Regions from separate parts of the Homo sapiens genome. Here region 2 is linked to region 1. The links are chromatin contacts, found by Hi-C or POLR2A ChIA-PET in ENCODE. All regions are on one chromosome and are shown on one strand. The core of a region is the stretch at or near the end of the contact, and the rest is flanking DNA. Distances in the headings are between cores, read along the strand shown.

The links. A loop is a pair of places that touch in the nucleus more often than their neighbours do. ChIA-PET counts read pairs that join two places held with the same protein, here RNA polymerase II (POLR2A). Pooled maps may share reads with other maps.
Region 2: a pooled map shows a loop between it and region 1 (4-fold over the local background). The contact joins two enhancer-like sites. A Hi-C loop is called at or near these places in 2 of 37 single-sample maps with no recorded cell type and 6 of 50 pooled maps. POLR2A ChIA-PET finds 5 or more read pairs at or near these places in 5 of 52 experiments (GM12878, HepG2, OCI-LY7 and 2 more).

The regions. Positions count from the first base shown.
Region 1 is chr10:74,736,367-74,744,294 of GRCh38, reverse strand. It overlaps the pseudogene FAM32CP. Among named protein-coding and RNA genes, the nearest start is that of KAT6B, 86 kb to the left of the region's middle. RefSeq lists an enhancer at 4,885-4,974. Within about 2 kb of position 5,219, at least 6 of the 41 ENCODE cell types and tissues checked have a DNase peak (open chromatin) inside an H3K27ac peak, as active enhancers do.
Region 2 is chr10:74,885,539-74,893,466 of GRCh38, reverse strand. All of the region lies in intron 3 of KAT6B (lysine acetyltransferase 6B), which reads right to left. Among named protein-coding and RNA genes, the nearest start is that of KAT6B, 63 kb to the right of the region's middle. Within about 2 kb of position 4,311, at least 2 of the 41 ENCODE cell types and tissues checked have a DNase peak (open chromatin) inside an H3K27ac peak, as active enhancers do.

The sequences.
Region 1 (7,928 bases), core at 3,970-6,469:
TTGCTTTACACACACCCCTACATCTTCTGCTACAAAGTGCTTTTCAAAGCCATGCACCCCATTCTGGAACTTCATTAAAGTAAGCCTGTCCTTTTACTCAGTTTAGGTTTCTTGGTAACACCTAGAAGATATATCCTTTTGGTTTGGATGGAAAGTTTCTAAAAGTTTATCCAGAGGTACAGCCCGTTTCTGCGTCCGGGCCATGTAAAAATATTTTACCTGCTAGTGGCATCTATAATAACGCTCTGAGGCCAACCAGCTGTCTTTGCTTGGATGAGACGGACCCCAGAGGATTGGAGCTAATGCCAGCGTGGCCTGCAGTGTGCAGACCCCCACGAGGCCTAGCGTGTGCACCCTTCGAAACTCCATCCAGCTTGGAGCTTATGCTGTTCCCTGCAGGCCCCGGGGAAGCCACTTGCAACTTTGCGGGCTTGACTTCCTCCTCAGCCACCTGGCCGGTGGGACGGCACAGCCTGGGTAGCAGAACAACTACCTAAGGCAAGGATGGGCTACACACCTTGTCCCTTTCTGAGCCCATTCCCTCCAAACCCCACACCCTTCCAGGTACCTCTAACGGGTATTGTCATGGCAGGCATTGCTCATGGATCACAGCATTCTTTGTAATGGAAGCCGGACACAGACTGTCTCTCAACCCTCAGCCCCAGGCAGCCTCTTGTATTTACTCAGAGTTGGTACATCACATGGAGCCTGTTTGGCATTCCCGCCCTAAGGACACCTCAGGGTGACAGGACCAGGGCAGAGCCCCAGCACAGGCATGGGTGCGGTCACCTGGGAGGCCCAGGTGGCAGTGCTAGAGGGCTAGGATCTTTGAGGGCCTGTGTGTCCTGGATGAGGCTGCATATGCTATTGGGAGAAACAGTCTCTGTTGACATAGACATTGAAAGAATAACAAAGACGGAAGAGAGAAACCAAGTGTGGAATTTGGGATTGTCCTATGTGAACTACAGAATAAAGCAAAAACCAGTTATTGAAAAAAAGAAAAAAGAAACAATTCTACACACAGTATTTCCAGGTCATATTTTTAAAGCCTTGACTGTCTTCTACATATATGAAGTCTTTGTTTACAGTGCTTATGTTATCATTATTTAAATTGTTGATAATCTGACCAGGCACAGTGGCTCTCGCCTGTAATCCCAGCACTTAGGGAGGCAGAGGCAGGAGGCTAGTTTGAGTCCAGGAATTTGAGACCTACCTGGGCAACATGGTGAGACCCCAATTCTCCACAAAAAGGAAAAAAAAAAAAAAAGACACACAAAAAAGTAAATTGTTGGTAACCCAGGAGATATTAAAAGGTATTTATTTTTTTTCTACTTTATCTGCATTTCTGTGTTTATTATTGAAAGTAAACCTTTCAGCAGGGTGTGGTGGCTCATGCCTATAATCCCAGAACTTTGGGAGGCTGAGGTGGGTGGAACATTTAGGTCAGGAGTTCAAGACCAGCCTGGCAAACATGGTGAAACCCCGTCTCTACCAAAAATACAAAAATTAGCCGGGTGTGGTGGCACACGGTGTAATCTACTTGGGCGGCTGAGGCAGGAGAATTGCTTGAGCCTGGGAGGCAGAGGTTGCAGCGAGCCAAGATGGAGCCACTGTACTCTAGTCTGGGCAACAGAGTGAGACCCTGTCTCAGAAAAAAAAAAAAAAAAAAGAAACATTTCTTTTTTATTCATATTCTTCTTTTGTGAATTGCCTTTTTTCCATTTTCCAAATGGAATGTATGCCTTTTTCCTTCTGCTTTGCAAGGGTGTTTTCTAAATTAAGGATATTAGGCCAGGCGTGGTGGCTCACACCTATAATCCCACAATTTTGGGAGGCCAAGATAGGTGGATCACCGGAGGTCAGGAGTTCAAAACCAGCCTGGCCAACATGGGGAAACCCAGTCTCTACTAAAAATACAAAAATTAGCCAGGCGTGGTGGTGCATGCCTGTAATCCCGGCTACTCGGGAGGCCGAGGCAGGAGAATCGCTTGAACCTTGGAGGCAGAAGTTGCAGTGAGCCGAGATGGTGCCACTGCACTCCAGCCTGGGCGACAGGAACAAAACTCCGACTCAAAAAAATAAAAAATAAAATAAAATTAAGGCTATTAATATTTTGTCAATCTTTTACGCTGCCAACATCTTGTCCCTGTTTGTGGTTTGCCTTGTTATTTTTTAAAAAATCAAATTTAAGTTTTAAATTTTTATGTAGGCAAATCTATGCATCTCTTATATTTTTCTTTAGGTATTATGCTTTGAAAAATCTTTACCACTCAAGATTATAGAAACACTTTCTATATTTTCTCATTATTCTGTTTATAGTATTTAAAAAAATAACTGATCTATTTGGAACTTTACCTTGATGATTGGCATGCAGTGGGGACTCCAGCTTAATTTTCCCCAACAGAAACCAATATTCCAGCATGATTTGCTTGCATAATATTTCCCTTCTCTGATTTTAAATGCTAACTTTATCATATGCAAAATACTGGTGTATATGTGAGTCTGTTTCCAGGTTTTAAATTTTATTTTACTGATCTGTCTATTCTATGCCAAATCTGTTTTAATTACTGTGGTTTTATGACAGATTTTAATAATTATGCAAAATCCCCTCATATTTCTTTTCTTCTGCAACAATTTACTGACTCGTCTCTCCCAAAATCTCTTTGAGATTTTAATGGACACTGCATTTCATTTATTAATTAGTTTGAAAAGAACTGACATCTTTTATTATTGCCTTTTCTCACACAGGTATGTGACATGTTGCGCATTTATTTATCTTCTGTTATGTACCTTGGCAAACTTTTGCTCTATTCTTCATTCAGATCTTATATACATTTTTAAAAGTTTATTCTTGGGTGAAATATGTGTGTGTGCATATACACACATATACATGCGTGTGCATGCATGTATATGTGCATGTACATATGTATATACACACATATGCACACATGTATGTGCATATGCATATATACACATACATACACGTATGCATGCACACATGTGTATATACACATATGTATGCATATACACATGTATATGTATTTATGTATATATGCATACATATATACACATATACACATATATACATGTATACATAGATGTATATGTATGGAATATGTATGATGTGTGTATACATACATAACACACAAACACGTGTATATTTGCTATAATTTGTACTTGCATCAGATCTTTTTCTTCTTATTTTATTTTCGAACTGCTTATTAATAGTAATATTCAGTCACTCAACAAATACTTATATGCTACTGTGTGCCAGGCACTGTGCCAGACACAAGGACCATACTAGTGTACAAAACAGACACGGTCTATATATACTATTGATCATTTCTAAAATATTGATCATCCTTGCATTTCTGGAACAGGTTCTGCTTGGGTATGAAATATTATTTTAGTATATTGTACTAATGAATTAAATTTGCTAGTATTCCATTTAGGATGTGTGTTTATAAATTCCATATAAATAGCCTAAGTGAGACTAAGCTGTCTGGCTTGAGGTGTGTGTGTGTGTGTGTGTGTGTGTGTTTGCGCACGTGTGCATGTATCTGGTTTTGGTGGAAGGGTTATGTTAGCTTGTGAAGTAAACTGGAAACTTTCCGTTATTTCTCTATTTTATGTAGCATTGGAATTGTTTCATTCTTACTCCTTAACAATCACATTAAATTATAATGTTCAAACTAGAAGACTCGAACTGAGAAAAGGCCCCAGTTGTCCTACATCTCAAACCTTTGAAAGAATTTATGGAAATGGGATAGAATGGAGGTTTACACAACAAGACACCAGATGACAAGACATGACTTTCTTGTTTTGGTCCTGTCCCCTCAAAGGGGACCAGCGGCCTTGTATGTTCACTTCTTGAAAGGACTGACTTTTTTCCCAGGGAGGAAAAGTGTGCCCTCATCTTCCAGCTGTTTGATACTCCTGGCGAGTGCAGGACTGGACTGATGCTGCGAGGCAGGGGATAACGGATTGGCTTTGTACAAGGTAGGTAGAAAACTCCAGTGACAGCAAGCTGAGGGCAAAACACAGCACCATTACTGTTCCCGTCTCACAGAACCTGCAGATAGCCGACACAAATAAGAGCTCCATATCTCCCACTTGTCTTCAGCCTTTGTGTCTTTCTGAATTTCTATAACTATAGCTGAATCTGTCAGGCCAGTTCCATGTCCACGGCAGAGTGCAACATCAGGGCCAACATGTGAGCCCCAAAGTCCTGATTCTGTGATCTAATATAATACCTCCCATCATGTTTTTATTTATATCCCTAAATGTGTCTTCCAATTTTTTTTTTTTCAAGACCAGTTCTCACTCTGTCGCCCAGGCTGGAGTGCAGTGGTGCAATCTTGGCTCACTGCGACCTCTGCCTCTGGGGTTCAACCAATCCTCCTGCCTCAGCCCCCAGAGTAGCTGAGGTTACAGGTGTACACCACCACGCCTGGCTAATTTTTGTATTTTTTGCAGAGACGGGGTTTAGCCATGTTGGCCAGGCTGGTCTTGAACCTCTGGGCTCAAGTGATCTGTCTCCCTCAGCCTTCCAAAGTGCTGGAATTACAGATGTGAGCCACCGTGCCCAGCCCCAACTTTAAAATTTAAGAATCATTCCTCTTACTTATCTGAGAACCTTTTAAGTACATGGGGTCTCTACTTGCAAGCAGCTCATATATTAGTTTTCTATTGCTGTGTAACAGATTGCCACAAACTTAGTAGCTTAAAACAGCACCCATTTATTATCTCACAGTTCTACACGCACAAACGATTTTTATAAATAGAGACAGGTTGCCCAGGCTGGTTTCAAACTCCTGACCTCAAGTTACTCCCCCGCTTTGTCCTCCCAAAATGTGGGGGTTACAGACGTGAGCCACCGCGCCTGGCCTCTCACAGTTCTGTAGTCAGAAGTCTGGTGGGTGGGCTTGGCAAGGTACTGTCCTTAGGGTCTCTAAATGCTGAAATCAAGGTGGCAGCAGGGCTTTGTTACTTCCTGGAGGCTCTGGGAAGGAAACTGCTAACAAGCTTATTCAGGCTGTTGGTCAAATTCAGCTCCTTGTGGTGCTAGGGCTGAGGTCCCGTTTCCTTTCTGTTGGCCTTGAGCCTCTTGAGGTTTCCTGTGCGCCTGGTCACGTTGCCCCTTCACCTTCAAAGCCAGCAAAGGCTCACTAACTCCTTCTCAAGCGTTGAATCTCTCTGACTTCTGCCTTATCTCTCCTGCCTCCTGCAGGAGAAAGTTCTCTGCTTTTAAAGGCTCACATGATTAGACTGGGCTCACTGGATCACCCAGAATAATCTCTGTATTTTAAGAACTGTCACCTTAATTACATCTGCAATGGCCCTTTTGCATGTTACATAATGTACTTACAGGTTGCAGGGATTGGGACATGGATCTTTGTGGGACCATTATGCCTGTCAGAGCTTTTATCTCTTTGTTTTCCATATAGAATATTTTAGGATAATTTTTTTCCCTTTATGTTTTTATTTTATTTTTGAGACAGGATTTCCCTCTGTCACCCATCTGGAGTGCAGTGGTGCAATCACGGCTCACTGCAACCTCTTCCTTATCACGGCTCACTGCAACCTCTTCCTTCCAAGCTCAAGAGACCCTCCCACCTCAGCCTCCCAAGGAGCTAGGACTAATACAGGCACATGCCACCACGCCTGGCTAATTTTTGTATTTTTTGTAGAGATGGGGTCTCCCTATGTTGCCCAGGCTAGTCTTGAATTCCTGGGCTCAAGCAATCCTCCAGCCAAAGTGTTGGGATTACTGGCATGAGCCAACTTGCCTGGCCAATTTTTTCCATTTAAGAGGAAATAGAAGACAGCTCCATCCTTTTGGAAAAAATGAACTGCCAGACACCATCAGGCCCCAAATTCACACAGCCATCATGCATTCAGCCTCTAACCATAAGTCCTTGATTCTGGCCTCAAACTCAGTAAAATTCATTTGTGCATTTAAGACTTGAGGCAGCCAAATTTTGACACACCATTAGGTGGCACTTGATTAGAAAGCTTGCTTCTGTCTGAACTTTCTCAAGGCAGCAATCCGACAAGAGGGCAAGGAAACTCTGAGGTCAAGGGCAGAGTAGGGCTGAGGTTCTTAGTGATTATGGGGAAGTCCTCACAGGCAAAAACTGTCCAAGACTTGAAAGTAATTTGTACATTCAAGTTGACTTTAGAGAACTTAAATATTACTTAGCAACTGTAAATAGACTATTTAAAAGCTTTTACACATGATATTTTAAGAAAGCATGGCATCAGCTGGGCATGGTGGCTCACACCTGTAATCCCAGAACTTTGGGAGGCTGAGGCGGATCGATTGCCCGAGGTCAGGAGATCGAGACCAGCTTGGCCAACATGGTGAACCCCGTCTCTACTAAACATACAAAAAATTAGCTGGGCATGGTGGCAGGTGCGTGTAATCCCAGCTACTAGGGAGGCTGAGGCAGGACAATTGCTTGAACCCGGAAGGCAGAGGTTGCAGTTAGCTGAGATCTCTAGCCTGGGCAACAAGAGCGAAACTCCGTCTCAAAAAAAAAAAAAAAAAAAAAAGCATGGCATCAAAAAAATCACTGTGTGTGTGTGTGTGTGTGTGTGTGTGTGTGTGTGTGTGTGTGTGTATTTTTTTTTTTTTTTTTTTGAGACAGAGTCTTGATCTGTTGCCCAGTCTGGAGGGTACTGGTGCAATCACAGCTCACTGCAGCCTCAACCTCCTGGGCTCAGGTGATCCTCCCACTTCAGCCTCCTGAGTAGCTGGGACTACAGGCGCATGCCACCACATCTGGCTAATTTTTGTATTTTTTGTAGAGACAGTGTTTCACCATGTTGCCTGGGCTGGTCTTGAACTCCTGGGCTCAAGCAATTCACCTGTCTCGGCCTCCCACAGTGCTGTGATTACAGGTGTGAGCCACCATGCCTGGCCACCACATTTGTCCTATGTTTAAAATGAGCAAATATTCAGGCCGGACATGGTGGCTCATGCCTGTAATCCCAGCACTTTGGGAGGCTGAAGCGGGTGGATCATCTGAGGTCAGAAGTTCGAGACCAGCCTGACCAACATGGAGAAACCCCATCTCTACTAAAAATGCAAAAGTAGCCTGGTGTGGTGGCACATGCCTGTAATCCCAGCTACTCAGGAGACTGAGGCAGGAGAATTGCTTGAACCCAGGAGACGGAGGTTGCAGTGAGCCGAGATTGCACCATTTCACTCTAGCCTGGGTGACAGAGTGAGACTCCGTCTCAAAAAAAAAAAAGGCTATTATGGAGATTCATGCACGAGTTTATTTCTGAGTATGCACATATGTTTTTATTTCTTCTGAGCCGATATGGAAAGGTGGAATTTCTGGGTTAGATGGCAACTCCACATTTAGCTTTCTGAGGAACCGCTCAACTGTTTGCCAAAGTGGCTGCACCATTTTACATGATCAACACATACGTAATTTTAAAAATGGCTTCATTAACATGTGATTGACATACAATAAAATGCACATATATTAAGTGTATGATTTGGTAAGTTTTGGCTTATGAATACACTCATAAAACCATCACCACAATCACTTCAAAGTCATCTATCACTCCAAAAATTTTCCTTGTACCCCTCTGAAATTCATTCTTCCCATATCTCATGATACAATTGTGAGACCTGAATTTGAGTATTTGTTGTTACTGTTGTTGTTTTGCATAGGAAAACAATTGTACCAGCACCATTTGGATAGTCCTATGCAAAATGACAACAACAGCAAATACTTAAACTCAGGTCTCACAATCTGTATCATGTCTATCTCATATACAAAAAATTGTCTCCAAATGGACCATCTCTCCCCACTCCATCATTCCATTATTTCCAAGTAATCACTGTTCTTTCTGTCATTATGGTTTAGTATGCATTTTCTAAAGTTTTAAATAAATGCAATCCTATAGTATTT
Region 2 (7,928 bases), core at 3,062-5,561, 150 kb before region 1:
AAAAAAAAACCCACTGATTTCTAGACAGTGTTTTAAAAAGAAAATATTATCTTAAATAAAGCCAAACTTTCAGTTATTAAAAAGTCTATTTAGTCTAAATCCAAATTCATTTTATCCAATGTCAAGCTTTTCCCCTAAGAACAGCAGTGAGGAAAAAGAGAGGGGTCCAAGGAATGAAAGGCGGCAAGTGTGAGGAAAGGGAAAGGTCTGCCCACTTTTCTGTGGTCCAGTCCTGCAGCCTGTAAAATATCTTCCACCATTTGCAGGAGTCCACATGCCAGCTCTCTCTAGTGAGACCCCTTTGCTGGGACCTCCATGCTGCCTGATGCAGGCAACGGGTGCCCTTTGACTCAGCTCTCAGTCTCCTCTCAGCTCCTGCCTCTGTGGTTCACCCACAACCTCTTTCTGCTGCGGGCCTAGCCCTGGCAGGCAGCCTTCGCAGGCAGGACAAGTCTTTCAAAAAGACTCAGGCCAGCTGTCCTCCATGTAGACCACCAGGCCCACAGGAAATGTCAAGCGTTTTTGCTGTCCTCTCTCCATACACTGTCCCCAGGGGCAGCTCCAGCCACATGGGGGGCTTTCAGATGAGAGGAAGATACTTGCCTCTGTATTCACAGACATCCCCAAACTCCAGGAAAGCCACACCACACTCACTCAAGAACGCTTTCTCAGGAGTCCATTCTAATCCCACAGCAGCACCTGGCTGGTACCTCTGTGCAGCTCAATGAGATGTCAATCTACCCTCTTGAATTCAACCGTAATCTCTGAGTTATTCTCTTGAGGCCTTTCTCTAATGACTAGGGGAGGACAGAAAGAGGAGAAACCCCCACCTCCCCCAGGCAAGAGCTCCCTACCCCTAAGAGTTCCTTGCAAGCAACTGACTTATACTCTTCTCTTACACAGGTTGGTTATGCTATGGGGGGTATAATAGCTGCTATGTGCACAAAAGGTGGTTAGAGGTATCAGTGCGAAATGTACAAAAGTAAAGGCTAAGTCCACCTATAGTAACACTGATGTGTGCAACCAGGACTATCCAGGAAGAAAATCTTGATAATTTTAGTAACTCTAGTGCCACTACTAACTGTCGCTGCCTTTATAGGAGACAGGGTCTCTCTTTGTCCCCCAGGCTGCAGTGCAGTGGGGCAAATATAGCTCATTGCAACCCCAAACTTCTAGGCTCAAAGGATCTTCCCACCACAGCCTCCCAAGTAGCTGGGACTACAGGTGCACACCACCATGCCTGGCTAATTTGTTTACTTTGTGTAGAGACTGGGTCTTGCTTTTTTGCCCAGGCTGGTCTCGAACTCCTGGGCTCAAGTGATCCTCCTTCCTTGTCCTCCCAAAGTGCTGGGATTACAGGCGTGAGCCACCACACTCAGCCTGTCCCTGCATTTTCTAACACTGTTCAGATTCAAACTCCAGGTGGAAGCAGTCAACAGGCTAAGCCTAAGAAGCATGTCCACCCCTGCAGTTCCTAGGAGGCAAGAACAGAAAATGCCCATTTGAACTCTGCTGGCTTCCACAGCAGAAGGTAGAACCTACCAGGACTCATTATTGGGCAACCTATAGTGGACAGCAGATGTCCATTACAGACATTCCCTATCTGCTTCCTTAAAGAACTGAGAATATCTGTCAAAACAACACTGGTAATGATAAACAATGTTAATTCTGCCAGTCCACGTTACATGCCAATATTGTTCCAACTAAAAAATAATTTATAAAAGCATAGCTCTGATCACTACCACAATCTGCCATCATCAGTCAGAGTCAACAAAAAAATAAAAGCTCCCAGAAGGGCTAAAATCCTTAATGCAAGGCTGATAACAAAGATGGCAGGAGATTATTTAATTTTTTAATGTCAGATCATGTTAACTGCCATGCTTAAATTTGCAAATTGTTGCTTGTTAAAATATCCATTTACTAAAATGATAAATAATACATGTTGTGACACATTAGTGAAACTGTTATTTTTTAAAGCATCACAGACACAGATGAATTACCATTTCGGTGCAAACCCTTGTACCATTTAAGGAAAAACAAGAGGATCTGTTAAGTTACATCGTGGCAGAAAACTCAAGAGTTGCCACCACATTTCCCTACCCCAAAATGACCCTCCACATTTCAGATTCTTAAGGTCTTCTCAGCAAGGCATGTGCAGAGCCAAAACCAGAGCCCAGAAAGTTGACTGAAGGCTTCCTGCCAAAGGCAGCCCTTGCAGTAGCAGCACCAGCTAACATCAAGGTCGAGCTGGCAATGGAAAGGTGGCCAGGTTTAAAAGAAATGCTGTCAGGAATTGCCAGGAATAAAGAAGCCATTCCAAATTGCACTATAGCAAAGGTAACAAGGATCACAGCTTTCCCCAATGTTCATCCATTTCATCCCCCACTAATCTTGCTCAGTAATTTTCATGTTCAATTTTACCTCTTATTCATATAGAGCTCAGCTCTTTGCTTTTATTGAATGGGAATACATACTAGAATTTCCTTTGAAAGAGAAATGGTTATTTGCAAATGCTGGAAGGCAGAGAGTAAAAACAAAGTTTGTAACACAAATATAATTTTGAAATTCAACCATTTATATGCCAAAAAAAAACCCAAACTGTGTTCTATTTACCTTTAACTCAAGATTTGAACATATATCATAAAATCCTTAGAAAACAAAGTGACTGTATTTTAAAAATCAAACCAATGATGGTACAAAAAAAAATTGGTAACCAAAAGATTAAATGTAAAACATGAGTTCACTGACTCAAGGTCAAATTTCTAAACTTGGCATTCTCAGCTCTTCATGGTCCGGCCCTAGCCTACCTTTTTCTATTTTACTTCCTACTGCTTCCCTTTAATAGACGTGTACTCCGAGAAAACTGTACTACTCAGCTCCTCACATTCTCCTGTGTGTATTTTTGTTTGTTTGTTTGTTTGTTTTGAGACGGAGTCTTGCTCTGTCACTCAGGCTGGAGTGCAGTGGCCCGGCTAATTTTTTATATTATTAGTACGGACGGGATTTTGCATTGTTGGCCAGGCTGGTCTCAAACTCCTAGCCTCAAGCAATCTGCCTGCCTCAGCCTCCCAAAGTAATGGGATTACAAGTGTGAGCCACCACACCCGGCCTCCTGTGTGCATTTGTAAATGGTGGGCTCACCTCCCTTTTCTTCTGAATATCTCCTTAAAAATTACATGTCCAGGCCAGATCACTTGAGGTCAGGAGTTCAAGACTAGCCTGGGCAACATGGCGAAACCCCATCTCTACTAAAAATACAAAATGAGCCAGGCAGCTGGCATGTGCCTGTAGTCCCAGCTACTGGGGAGGCTGAGGCAGGAGAATCACTTGAACTCAGGAGGCAGAGGTTGTGGTGAGCCAAGACTACACCACTGCACTCCAGCCTGGGTGACAGAGTGAGACTCTGTCTTAAAAAAAAAAAAAAAATTACATGTCCAAATTCTCCCTTTCCTACAGTGACCAGCTCAAATGGCATCTTGGCCAAGTGTCCTCTCCTTCCTCTGCCTCCCACAGTCCTGGCAATGAGCTATACTCCATACACCTTATCCCTTCTTGAAGAGTCATCTTTGGTCAAAAAGTCACTACTAAACTGTGAGTTCATCTTCACAACACAGCTTTTACTTATGGGGAGACACTCACACTATGCCCTGTTTACACAGGATCCAAGCAGAGCCTGCCTCCAACCTATGGCAGGTCATCTCCTGCCTGCCTTGTGTAAATTCCTCAGATTTAAAAGCCCATTTATTCCTTTGGCTCTTTCCCACTAGGGCTTAGCTCTCTCCCAAAACAATGAATTTTCCTTTCAATGACATTGGATAAGGCTCCTTGATTTGATCTATTTTCTGCCTCCCATCCACTGAGCCTTGCTCCAGGGTATGCCCAGTCCAGTATAAAAAGCCTGGCACCACCTTGTGGGGAGAGAATTTCAACCTCTTTACACAGATGCAAAGGTCCCCATGAGGCAACTGGCCCTGAATTCTGGAGTTCGGCTCCTCCCTTCTCTTGGACCTCAGTTCTCAATTCTCTCCCACTGAATCTTCACAGCTACTTAACTTCTTAATGAAGCTGAACGCTCTATCAACCATCCAGGCCTTAAAGTTCTCAAAGCTGAATATCAAGCATAATCACCCAAGTAGAGAAATGGATCAGACATCAGAGACATCCAGGCAACCTTATCTTGTCTAAAATTATATCTTGTCTAAAAAATATAAATATGTATTTTTAAAATTTTTCGTTACACAATAATGGAATATAATTTCACTGTAAAAAAAATTTGACAACATAGATGACACAGACAAAGTCTCCACTGACACTTCCTCAATCTCGTCCCATGTCTGTCTTAGAGTCCTTTATCCACGTATTTACATATCATCCTTCATCAAATCTAAGATCTTATCACTTGTAATGTGCACTATGCTTCACCAAGAGTTTAAATTAGTAAACTATGTCACCAATTGTTAGATACGCTGATTTCAGAAATGTTAAAAAATCTGAAAAGCATGTTTTAGAATTTACAAATACATATAAATTTTGAGGTTTACAAATATAAATGTAATAATTTTATATTTTTTCTCACTAAAAACGTATCTGAGAGAGCCTCCCACATCAGCTGCATAAAGATCTATACCACACTCTTACACACTTTTTAGGTATCGCATTCTATATGCTGGCTGTACCACTGTACATTTAATCATTCCAATATTTCACCATTCCAGTGCTGGAATGAGCATGTGTTCAGGTGTATTTCACTAGACACAAAATTACCAAATTAAAAGTATGTGATTTTATTTTCAAAGATACAGCCAAACTACCTTCTCCAAAAAGGTCTGAACAATTTATATGCTCAGAATATGAAAGTACACCCATTTTTTCTCATTGCCGCCAAAGAATATTATTCTCTTTAATTTCTGCCAATCTGATGGGATAAAATCATATCTAGTTGCTTTAATGTGTAATTCACTAATTATTAATGAAGTTAAGCATCTCTTTGTATTTATTGGCCATTTGTTCCCTTTCTGTCAATGCCTTTTTATATCTTTTGCCCATTTATTCTAGTGTTTTCTTATTAATATGCAGAAGCTTCTTTATATACTCTGTATTTATCCTTTGTGTATTGCACATGGTCTATTTTCTCCTAGTCTGTTATTTGTTTTTTAATTATATTTGTGATTTTGTCTTTGGTGATACAGACATTACAATCTTTTAATGGTCAAATTTATTCATCACTTCCCAGCTATACCCAAGATTACTTACATGTACGTAATACTTTCTTCTAACAAGAAACCCATTCTTTGCAAACTCCACTGGGTTCTGGCCTGGCAGTGCTTGAAGGGATATGAGATACACTCCTACAACCCACACATTGGAGAATTTCCATACAGCTATCCTGACCCCACCTCTGAAAGAGGCAGGTGTCAGTCAGTGCTCTGCCAGCCTGTGGGCACTATTTCAGGAAGGACCAGCCAGTTCTCTTTTTTTTTCCAGACAGGATCTCACTCTGTCAACCAGGCTGGGCTGCAGTGGCACAATCATAGCTTACTGCAGTCTCAATCTCCCCAAAGTGCCTCAGCCCAAAGCACTGGAATTATAGGCGCATGCCCCACACCAAACTACCTTTTTTTTTTTTGAGGTGGGGTCTTGCTATGTTGCCCAGGCTGGTCTCAAACTCCTAGGCTCAAGCAATCCTCCTGGCTTAGCCTCCCAAAGTCTTGAGATTATGGGCAGGAGCCACTGCACTTGGCACTAGTTTCCTTTCTTAACATCAAAGCCAGAAGCCTAACCCATTCCAGGCTAAATGTGCCAGCCTGGTCAGCCTGACATCATGGCTCAAAACCAGAGACCAGGCTGGGCATGGTGGCTCACACTTGTAATCTCAGCACTTTGGGAGGCTGAGGCAGGTGGATCACCTGAGGTCAGGAGTTCAGGACCAGCCTGGCCAACATGGTAAAACCCCATCTCTACTAAAAATACAAAAATTAGCTGGGCATGGTGGCATGTGCCTGTAATCTCAGCTACTCAGGAGGCTGAGGCAGAATTGCTTGAACCCAGGAGGCAGAGGTTGCAGTGAGCCAAGATTGCGCCACTACACTCCAGCCTGAGCAACAGAGCAAGACTCCATCTCAAAAACAAAAAACAGAGACGAAAGCCCTGCCACACAGAGAGGCAAGCATCCCACTATCCATGGCTCAGTCCCTGGGCCAGGAGTGTCTGGACACCCTATGGAAAGACTGTCACCCCACCCCTCTCTCCTGTAGTCTCAGATGTAACATACTGCCTGCAGAACTGCATCCCTGACCTGGTAGAAACCAACCCCAGGGCATTGGGTAACTCTGATGACTAGATCCTGGTCTGACATGCCCAAATGCCAAGGTGTAGTCCCTGCGAGACAGTCCCCTGTCCCCAGAGAGACGGTGGAGAAAGGCTGGCTCTTCTCCCTTCACACCTGCACTATGAGATCAGGTCTTTGATTCCTCTGCATTCTGCTCCCCACTGCTGACATGGTCTCCCTTACAAGATATGCCATAACCTACTGCCCAGCCTGTCCAAACCTCACGTATCAGGCCCTCAGGACTCACCCAACTACCAGAAAGAGGGCCCAGGACAGTTAGGTTCCGAGTTCCCTGACTCCAAGCAGGGTGAAGTGAGCTCTGGTTCCTGGGTCAGTGTAATACACTGGGTTATGGATGGGTCAGAGGTTGGTGGGAACACATACCTTCCCTCTCTGCGATACATGAATTATTTAGTCAAGAACATAGCACTTAATGGGCAGGTAAGGTGGAAGTACAGAGTAGGAGCAGATGCAGCCTATGTTTCTGTGGCTTGTCCTTTGCCCCTGGGTTTCCACCTAAGAGCATCAGCCAACTATAACACCAAGCTCAGGTGGGGTCCTCCCAGATGTGGGGCACGGGGGAGCGGAGAGGAAGCTGAATCTTTGCTGTGGCTTTTAAATACTCTGGCTTATCTACTCATCACTATACTTACGTTTAAAGGAATATTTATATACATTAGATACTCCTGGTTGGTGAGTCAAACTCGGCATTTTCAAGAATTCCTCCTCACCTGGGATGCAGGTGGGGGTGAAGAAGGCTCTGTGTCCAGGTGTCCCTGCCTCCAGCTTCCCAATCTTTGGAAAGTCCATCTCCCAGAACTGTGATGGCCTGAGAGGCCTGCTCCAACACACATGAAACTCAGCAGAACATCGCAGGGCATACCTGGGAAAATTCCAATCCCACCTCAACCTTCTCTCAGACAAAATTAATCTTGCCTGTCAGAGCCAAATGTAACCTAATGTTCCCCTGATGTAAACAGCTCCCCCTTCTCCTGTTACAGCCCCAACCATCGTGCTTGCACAAACTGAAATCCTACTGTTTACAGCCTGATGATAACCCAGTTGGCATTCTGTGCTCTAAGCTACTCCCTTAGAAAGAGCTTCCCCTGGCCGGGCGCAGTGGCTCACACCTGTAATCCCAGGACATTGGGAGGCCAAGGTGGGAGGATCACAAGGTCAAGAGATCAAGACCATCCTGGCCAACATGGTGAAACCCTGTCTCCACTAAAAATACAAAAAATTAGCTGGATGTGGTGGCGTGCACCTGTAGTCCCAGCTACTCGGGAGGCTGAGGCAGTAGAATCGCTTGAACCTGGGAGGCAGAGGTTGCAGTGAGCTGAGATCGTGCCACTGCACTCCAGCCTGGTGACAGAGCAAGACTCCATCTCAAAAAAAAAAAAAAAAGAACTTCTCCTTGACCTTTCAAGGCCTCCCCAGCAGGACTCAAAATAGGCAGCCTCACCTAAGTCCCACTCACCTCTGAGTCCTCCACAATATTTACTACACTTCTTTATCCTAGATAACATTTTCTAAATATTTGTTCAATTAATTATATTGGAATTATTTCTGGAATTAATTTTTGCCTTCCCAAAGTTCATAT